Regions from separate parts of the Homo sapiens genome. Here region 2 is linked to region 1. A link is a contact called in ENCODE POLR2A ChIA-PET data. All regions are on one chromosome and are shown on one strand. Each heading gives the region's core, a stretch centred on a gene start or an enhancer-like site at or near the end of the contact. The rest is flanking DNA. Distances are from core to core; before and after follow the strand shown. Region 1 holds the start of ATP10A-DT (ATP10A divergent transcript). Region 2 holds the start of RASGRP1 (RAS guanyl releasing protein 1).

Evidence for each region. ChIA-PET counts read pairs that join two places held with the same protein, here RNA polymerase II (POLR2A).
Region 2: POLR2A ChIA-PET joins it to region 1 with 27 read pairs in activated T-cell. The contact joins the promoter of RASGRP1 here to the promoter of ATP10A-DT in region 1. POLR2A ChIA-PET finds 5 or more read pairs at or near these places in 2 of 52 experiments (activated CD4-positive, alpha-beta T cell and activated T-cell).

The regions. Positions count from the first base shown.
Region 1 is chr15:25,864,020-25,868,236 of GRCh38, forward strand. It overlaps ATP10A-DT (ATP10A divergent transcript), which reads left to right and starts at 1,251. Exons shown (of 2, transcript NR_183988.1): 1 at 1,251-1,889. It also overlaps a transcript of ATP10A not described here.
Region 2 is chr15:38,562,968-38,566,954 of GRCh38, forward strand. It overlaps RASGRP1 (RAS guanyl releasing protein 1), which reads right to left and starts at 1,847. Exons shown (of 17, transcript NM_005739.4): 1 at 1,627-1,847. The coding sequence starts at 1,661. RefSeq lists silencers at 1,144-1,343, 1,354-1,573, 1,604-1,843, 2,004-2,053 and enhancers at 1,911-2,422, 2,264-2,453.

The DNA.
Region 1 (4,217 bases), core at 1-2,500:
GTCTGTTTCCCTCCCTGGGAAATCATGAGGACCGAAACGCTCCTTGTGCGCTGTAGCTCTGAGGTGGCTGTCATGGCCCGGACGGCGGGGGAGGCGAGGATGGTTGTGGGGAGGCGAGGATGGTTGTGGGGAGGAGAGGGGAGCGTCAGGAGGGTGTCCCAGAAGTGTGGGGCGAAGGGCTCCCCTCCACATCATGGGGCATCCGAGAAGGGGTGGGAGAATAAGCACGGCATGGAAAAAGGAGCTGGGAGTCCCCCACGTCCGCAGTGAGACCCCACAGATGTTTCATGGCTGTGACTGTTTGCCTCCCACTCAAGAAGTACAGAGATGAGAAGCAGTTATTTCTTGCCCAGGAGGCCGTGGCTGGGCGGTTGGCCGTGGCCCCAGGCTCTTCCTGGGGGTGCCTGCTAACAAGGCACTGCCCTGGATGGACTCAAATCACGTCTTCGCCAGGACCCTGGCTTGGGGAGGCCCTCCCCTCCAGCACCCTGGCTTACCCGGCTCCAGTTATGACATTCTTACATCTCTGCCCAGTTTTGCCACCATCCACAATGTTGCCCAGAACCCAGTGTTAGAAGGTAGAGTGGTGACAGGTGTGAAGAAAATAATCCCATCCCCCAGTCACAGGGGTGGGCTTTTGACATGTAGAGGCCCAGATCAGGGAAAGGTTTGGCTGAAGTCTGCATTGTTGGGGAAAGGAGTCAGGTCTCACAGTCAACCAGCAGAAACCCAAACGGAGCATCAACTGCAAATGAAGGCCCACAGCGCCTGCAGTCTTGAGGCCTCACATCCCATGGCTCCGTGTTTTCCTCTACCAGCCCACCTGGTGACCCCCGAGGCCTTCGGCCTCCCTACACTTCGGCCTCCTGTCTTCACAGGCATCCCCGTGGACCCTTCGCCCAAAGTCTCCAGGGGTGTCCGCGCCTACCAGACTCCCAGCTTCAGCCAGTCCACACTGTTGCCAAAGTAATTACCGCCTCATTCCATTTGCTTACCCTGGAGCTTCCAGGAGTACTCCTGGTGCTTACAAAGCCAAATGCTGATTCCTCAGGCAGAGGTCCCTTGAGGCCCTGAGGGGAACCAGCTTGCTGATTTTCTTCAGCCCCTCCCTGGTTCAGGCCCAGCCCCAAGGTGAGAGGTCTCCTTATCCTTCTCAGAACAGTCCTTACTCATCCCATCCACATTCCGCTCTAAGGTTCCAAGATTCTGTGAGTCACAATGCTCCTCAAGTCTGGAATCTTTTTCCACCTGCTCTTCCCCAGTGCAAAGTCAGGATTTCCAGGAAGGCCTAGCTCAGCTCACCTCTGGAAAGGTCTCCAAGCTGTGTGATCTGGGGAATCGTGGAGGGGTTTTGAGCTCAGGTGTCTTCTGCCAGCTGGACTCTGAGACCCTGGCCTGCTGGGGCGAGGATGAGGCTCTGATGTGGTCTGGTCAACTCTGGGTTGGCCATCTGCACCACAGGGCTCTAACAAGGGCCTGCTATAGGCCATGAGAACCACTGTAAGTGTCCTTGTTCGGCAAATACTTACTCATCCCCTGCTGTATGCCCGGCAATGTTCCAGGCACAGGAATTCATCGGAGAGCTAGAGAGGACAAGATGTTGTCATGGAGCTGCAGCAACTGAACGAAAAACCATGAGAGCCCACGGAGGGCTTTGGAAGGGATGAGGGATGGCCTTTTCGAAGAGAGGCACTGGAGTTGAAACCTGAATGGGACAAGATCAGGTGGAAGAGGCTTCCAGACAGAGGGGGCAGCTCTGTCAAAAGGTCCCAAAGAAGGAGAAATCTCAATGTGTTTAAGAAACAGGTGGGGCTTCTGCCTCACACTCATTCTAAAACCTTCAACCCCACAGCTTCTGCTTTAGGCAATGGGGACACCTGGGAAACACAGTAAGTTTCTGCTCCCCGGAACACTAAGTCCTCACGTGGGAATCCCAACAAAGATGGCTCAGAAAATGAAGGGACACCTGAAACCAGGGCTGGGAGGGGTGGGATCCTGCTCTTGCTCCTGTCAATTGGGCGGTCCAAGGAGGCTTCTCAAGCAACACTGAGCGGAGGCCTAGGGACACAAGCTGTGCAGGCACCTAGGGAAGAAATGGTAAGCACGGGGCGGGATAGGGAGCGTTCAGGGATTTCAGGCCCAGCAAGGAAGCCGGGGTAGCTGGAGCTGAGTGGGAGATTGGAGACGTGGCCGAGAGTGAGGTCATGTGGGGCCTTGTGGATCCCGGTGAGGATTTTGGCTTTTGAGCGAGAGGGAAAGCTTGGGAGGATTTTGAGAAGTGGCATCAAGTGGCTTTACCGAGGTTTCCAGAGATCACTCCTGCTGCAATGTAAATAGAATGTAGAGGGCCAGGGCAGAAGAAGGGAGACGTCGTGGCGAGCGGCCACTGCAGTGATCCTGCAAAGGTGCTGTGGCTCAGGCTGGGTGGCCATGGTGGATGTGGGACATAGCCTCCTCAGAGCATGCGGGACATGCTGTTGGAATGGTTGTGGGATGTGCAAGAGAGGAGGTGAGGGTGGCCCAACAGCTAAAAACCCAAGTTTCATCTAGTGAGTTGGGAAGACAGAAGATGAGGCAGAACTGGAGGTGCCCACCAGCCCTCAGGAGCAGGAGTCGTGCTGGCAGTGGTGATGTCAGTCTGGGGTCAAGAGCAGGTCTGGATGCAGGAGAGGGTAGCCATGAGGAGCAGCAGAGTGGCCAGCATTTAGGGCTTCACTAGCCTTTGGAAAGGACAAGTCTCTGGATTTGCTCCAACTGCAATAGGGAGCCATGGGCTGCCCCAAGCAGAGAGGCGTGAGATGAGAAGATCTTATATGCTCTTTTAATAGATAGAAAATTGATTCCGAGCAGAGTTGGAGCAGGAGAGGTGTAAATTAAGAGGTGGCTTACACCTGGCATTGGATAGACAGACATGGACAAATTGGAAGTACGTCTTCCAGGCAGAGCTAATGTGACTGGCCAACAGGTTGGATGTTTCAGTGAGAAAAATAAATGAAGTGGTTTAAGGAGAAAATGCAAGCTCAGCATAAGCCATGTTAAGTGTGAGATGGCAAGTGGGCAGTGGCGTATCGAAGACCGGACATGACAGCAAAGGTCCACACTGGTGACACAGCTGTGGGGGATGCTGGGAGACACCTGGGGGTTAGAGCTATGTGATGAGATCGCACCTAGATGCGCGAGATGCACACAGGGCATAAAAAGAGACTCTGGGTGTTACTTTCCAACTAAGAAGTATAGAGAATTGAATGAGACAATCATCAAGATTGTTTCCAGTTTTCAGATACCAAGAATCAGTACCTCTAATGGCTGGTGAAATAAATAATTATGGAATAAGTAAGAATCACAGTCTAAAACATTTTAACCTGACAGCATTGTTTAATATTTACTCTAGTGACTGCCCTTACAAATAGGCATAACAGATTCTGACATTTTTAAAATTTTTATTTTAAATATTTTTAATTTTTGGCTGGGCGTGGTGGTTCATTCCTGTAATCCCAGCACTTTAGGATACGAGGTGGGCAGGATCACTTGAGGTTAGGAGTTCAAGACCAGCCTAGACAACATGGTGAAATCTCGTCTCTACTAAAAATGCAAAAATTAGCTGGGCATGGTGATGCACACCTGTAATTCCAGCCACTTGGGAGGTCAAGGAAGGAGAATTGCTTGAACCTGGGAGGTGGAGGTTGCAGTGAGCCGAGATTGTGCCACTGCACTCCTGGGTGACAGAGCAAGACTTCATCTCAAAAATAAATAAACTATTTTTATTTTTAATTTTTAGAAAGAGACAGGGTCCCCCTATGTTGCCCAGGGTGGCCTCAAACTCCTGGGCTCAAGCAATCCTCCCACCTGGGTCCAGCCAGATTCTGAAATTTGTAATATGAAAAACCAGGCACAGATGCTACCTATTAATTAATATGGCCTCAGCATCATCCAAAAACTTCCAAAATACAGAGCTGTGAAATTTTGGACAAAAGTAATTGACTAATGATTGAGTAAGCTAAATCTATGATTATGTACATAATCCTAAAAATACAAAATTCTGGCCGGGCACAGTGACTCATGCCTGTAATCCCAGCACTTTGGGAGGTCGAGACAGGCGGATTACCTGAGGTCGGGAGTTCGAGACCCACCTGACCAACACAGAGAAACCCAATCTCCACTAAAAATACAAAATTAGCCGGGTGTGGTGGCACATGCCTGTAATCCCAGCTACTCAG
Region 2 (3,987 bases), core at 597-3,096, about 13 Mb after region 1:
AATCTGGGAAGTATGGAGCCCAGAGAGACTCAGAGGACTAGGCCATGAGAGAACAGGGAGAAGAGAAAGTACTAAAAGCCAAAGTGCAGCCTCAGAGTTCTAAGAAGATGGGGATTATCTGCACCATAGACTAGGAAACCTGGCTTTCTTGCTGTACAGTCTCTTAACTGGTTGCCTTGTGAAAAATCCTCAAATCGTTCTGCCTTTTCTGGTGAAATGGGAGTAGACAAGGATTTATAAAATGCTCTATTATAGGCAGGTCGAAGGTGTTTTAACAATCCATAGAATGAATGGCCTCTGAGTCTGTAAAGGCATATTTTTTAAAAAAATACAGTAGCCAAATGTTTTCCTGTAAATGAAAAAACCAAAACCCCGAGAGAAACAAATTAACTTGAAGGTGTTTTCCAAGCCTAAAAGTAACCAAAGCCCCATAGGTTTGCTGAAGGAGACCGTCAAAACTCTAAACTGGTTTAGGTGAAATCCTCTCCAGGCATAGGTATCTCAGTGGAGGTCAGTTTCAGGCTGAGCTTTTTATGAAATCCGCCTAGAAAAGTAAGAGATGAAATGGAGCAAGGGAACTGGAACTTCCACAACTTTCTTTGCAGTGGAAGGTGACTCTCTTGACTTCTAGTATGGATTCCTTCCAGTCCCGTCCTCTTCCCCTTACAATACTCAATTTAATGTACTGAACTCCTCCTTCTGAATCTAGTGCAAAGTACAGTGGTGGACCCTCAGGGGATACCTGGATGGGGAGAGGCAGGGCGTGCATACAGGGCCAAGAATCCTTCGTTCCTGGGATTATAAGCACGGGAAGTCCAGCATCGCAAGCTTCCTGCCGCTACTGGGTATGGTGGTGCAAGGCACAGTCCCATCAGTGTCGATGTGAATGGAGTTGTGAAGTGCACAACTTGTCCAGCCCCTACGCCGAGGCCAGGCCTTTGTTCATGCAGTTGCCTAGTTCTGGTCCTTTGGCTACAAACTCAAAGCTGCCTGGCCAAGAGCCCTTTCACTCACTGTCCCTCTTTCTTCAACTTCTGTTATCCAAGACCCTCTATAGAATCATAGTGAGGGGGAGAGGAGTGCAGCTTCCCATACGGAAGGCGATATGTTTCCCTGACCCACGGATCTGGAAACTTCCGTGGGGCAGGGGCAACCGAGGGGTGCCACCTCTGCGGGCTCCCTGCAAGCTCCTCGGCCGTTCTGGGCAGGGCCGGGAGGGGCCACCAGGTGGCGCAGCCGGAGCCCAGCGCCCCAGCAGGTGCGGGCAGCGCGGAAAGTCCGCGAGTGGGAGTCCCGATGCCGGGCGTGGAGATGTGGGGGAGGAAGTCGGCGGGCGGGCGCCGGCTCCGCGAAGAGCTTCGGCCCTAGCAGATCTCACCGGACGAGCTCTGGCCTCGCGGCCGCCCCTCTACCACCCCTCAGCCCCAGCTCCCTCCCCGAAACCCCGGGCGCAGCGCGCCGGGCGTTCTGGACACGTCCGCCCGTCGCGCTGGTGTCCCGGGACTCCGGCCGACCCCGGCCCCCCTCCGCCCTCAACTTCCCTCGGGGTGTTGGGGCGACGGGCAGGGGCCTCTTTCCCAAGAAAGGACACAGGCGCTCCCGAGGGCCACGGCCGCCTCTACTCACCGCGGAGCCTCTCTCGCCTTGCCCAGGGTGCCCATGGCCGCGGCCCGCGCTCCCGGTGCCGGCTCACCTAGCGCGGCCGGGCGCGGCGCATCGCCCCCGCCACCACCGCCGCCGCCTGCCGGCTCTCTCCCCCCCGGGCCTCGTAGCCCCGGCGCCCGCCAGCCCTCGAGCCCGGCGAGCCCGACCGAGGTGCACCGCAGGCACAAACTTTGTGCGAGCGCGCCCCCTCTGCCTCGCGCGCGCGCTCACACCCGCCTGGCAACCACCTGACACGCTGATGCTGGCGGCTGCAGGAAACGTGCGGCGCCCCGCCGCTCTTCCCCGAAACCTGCCCCCTTTCCGCGGGTGCCCCGGCCTGCGCCTCGCGCGGTTCTCTCACCCCTGCCCGCCTTCGACCTCTCTTGGCCAAAGGGTTAAGTCTCAGGGGAGTTGGAGAGGAGCGGGCTCCCGGCTACCACGCCCGCGCCTTGCAGGGCACCTGTGCCCGTCGACCTCCACCTCAGCTCGGGAAACGGGCTGCGCCTAGCGGCTCCCATGGGACCCCCTTTCCCGCAGCCGACCCGCAGCTTCCACGCCTCTTCCTGCGGCCGCTGCTCGGAGCACTGCAGTGAGGACGCCTTCTCCCCTCCAGGGCCTCTCCTGTATATATCAGAGCGCGGAGTCCGGCAGGGGAAAGGAACGGAAAGACAGTTGTGAAGTTGCCTTAACCTGTGCCCTGGGGTCTCTAGGTAGCCGTCTGCAGGACTGGGCCGTAGACATGTGCCCTGTGCCCTGCGCCCTGCACCTTGGACGAGGGCTGCCTGTGTGGAGGTGCGCTCCACAGGCGTGATCCATATCTGGCCCAGACGCGGCCGCCTGGCGTCGGTGGGTGTAGGAGATGTGGGGACAACTTTCATACAACGTCAGTGCGCACAGAAGACCTGGCCAAGAGGGGCGGCCCATCCGCTGCTTGTCCAGGTGATAGTGCTGATAATCTCAATAGCTAATGATTGAGTGCGGTTGTGCTAAGTGCTTTCTATACATTACCTCATTTAATCCACTCTCCCTGATACAAAGAGATCACTGTTGTAAAGATGAGAAAATGAAGGTTTAGAGAATGCTATGCCTTAGATCATACAACTAATAAACAGCAGAGAGACCTCTGACTTGGACTGAGGTCTGTCTGACTCCCTGTAATCACTGCTGGACTGCCCTAATAACACACTCATTATCACGGCCACAGACCATAACTCTAGCCACAGTCATAGTTGTCTTCCTGGCCATAGTGTTCTGGACTTTAAAGCCTTCCTCTGTTTCATTTATATATTTCCTTATATTTATATGCTACCTTGTCCTTAAAACAGAATTCGAGATAGCTTACAAGAGCACATAACCTACAAAAAGAAGTGTGTGAAATGAAAAATGAGGCACACAAGATGGAGCCAAAAATGAACATCATTTGAAATAAATGCATCTCATAGAGTCAAATACCCTTGCTACAGGTGGGACCAAAATTTGTCTCCTGCATTTCTAGCAGTCAAGTTTAAAGAGAGGCCTTGTCTAAAGTTCAATTCCTATCACATGCAAGACCAAAAACAAAATTGCTCAAGAGAAGATCCCCCTTTCTTGATACTGAGACCAGCAAGAAATTTCTCCAGAGAATCCTCATGAACACTGGGTGATATAAAGAACCAAGTCCTCAGTCACAGCCACAGATGCAGAAGGGGCAGGTGAATGTCAGGAGAATATTAAATGATGACACTCTTTCTCACTCACTGGGTCTAAGGCTCAAACATTTTTAGAGTTATCTATTATACACCCTTCCTCATGTAAGCCCTACAACCTAAACAACCAAGTTGGCGGATGTCTGAGGATGGTAAAGATTTGTATCTATATATGAATCTATCTGACTATCTCCCAACAGTCCTAAGTTTGCAGTCTTAGACTTTGTTCACAGAGATCTTCTCTTATTACCAGGTGAACAATTACTTTTCACTGACCCCTCTACTACAGAATGAGCTCTTTACCCTACTTAAATCTATAATATTTACACTTTCAATTGCCACATAATATTCTGTGTCCCTGTCTTACCTCCACAGCTAAACTGTAAATTGTCCGAGGTCAAGAATCAGGTCTTATGCTTCTTTAGCTTCCACAGCTGCCAACTTGAGGCAGTACCTGTGGGACATTACTAATGAACTGCTGTGGATTTGATTTTGAAAAGCAAAATGTGCTGACCTCAAAGAAGAAAATAAGATCCTTCCTGATTATTTCCGGAGAAAGGGTTTCAGTTTTTCTTTGAAGTCCGCTGTCTATGGCAGGAGTGATAAGCTTACTGGCACTGTCCCCGGTGGCTTTCGTGGGATCCCCATCACAGGTTAT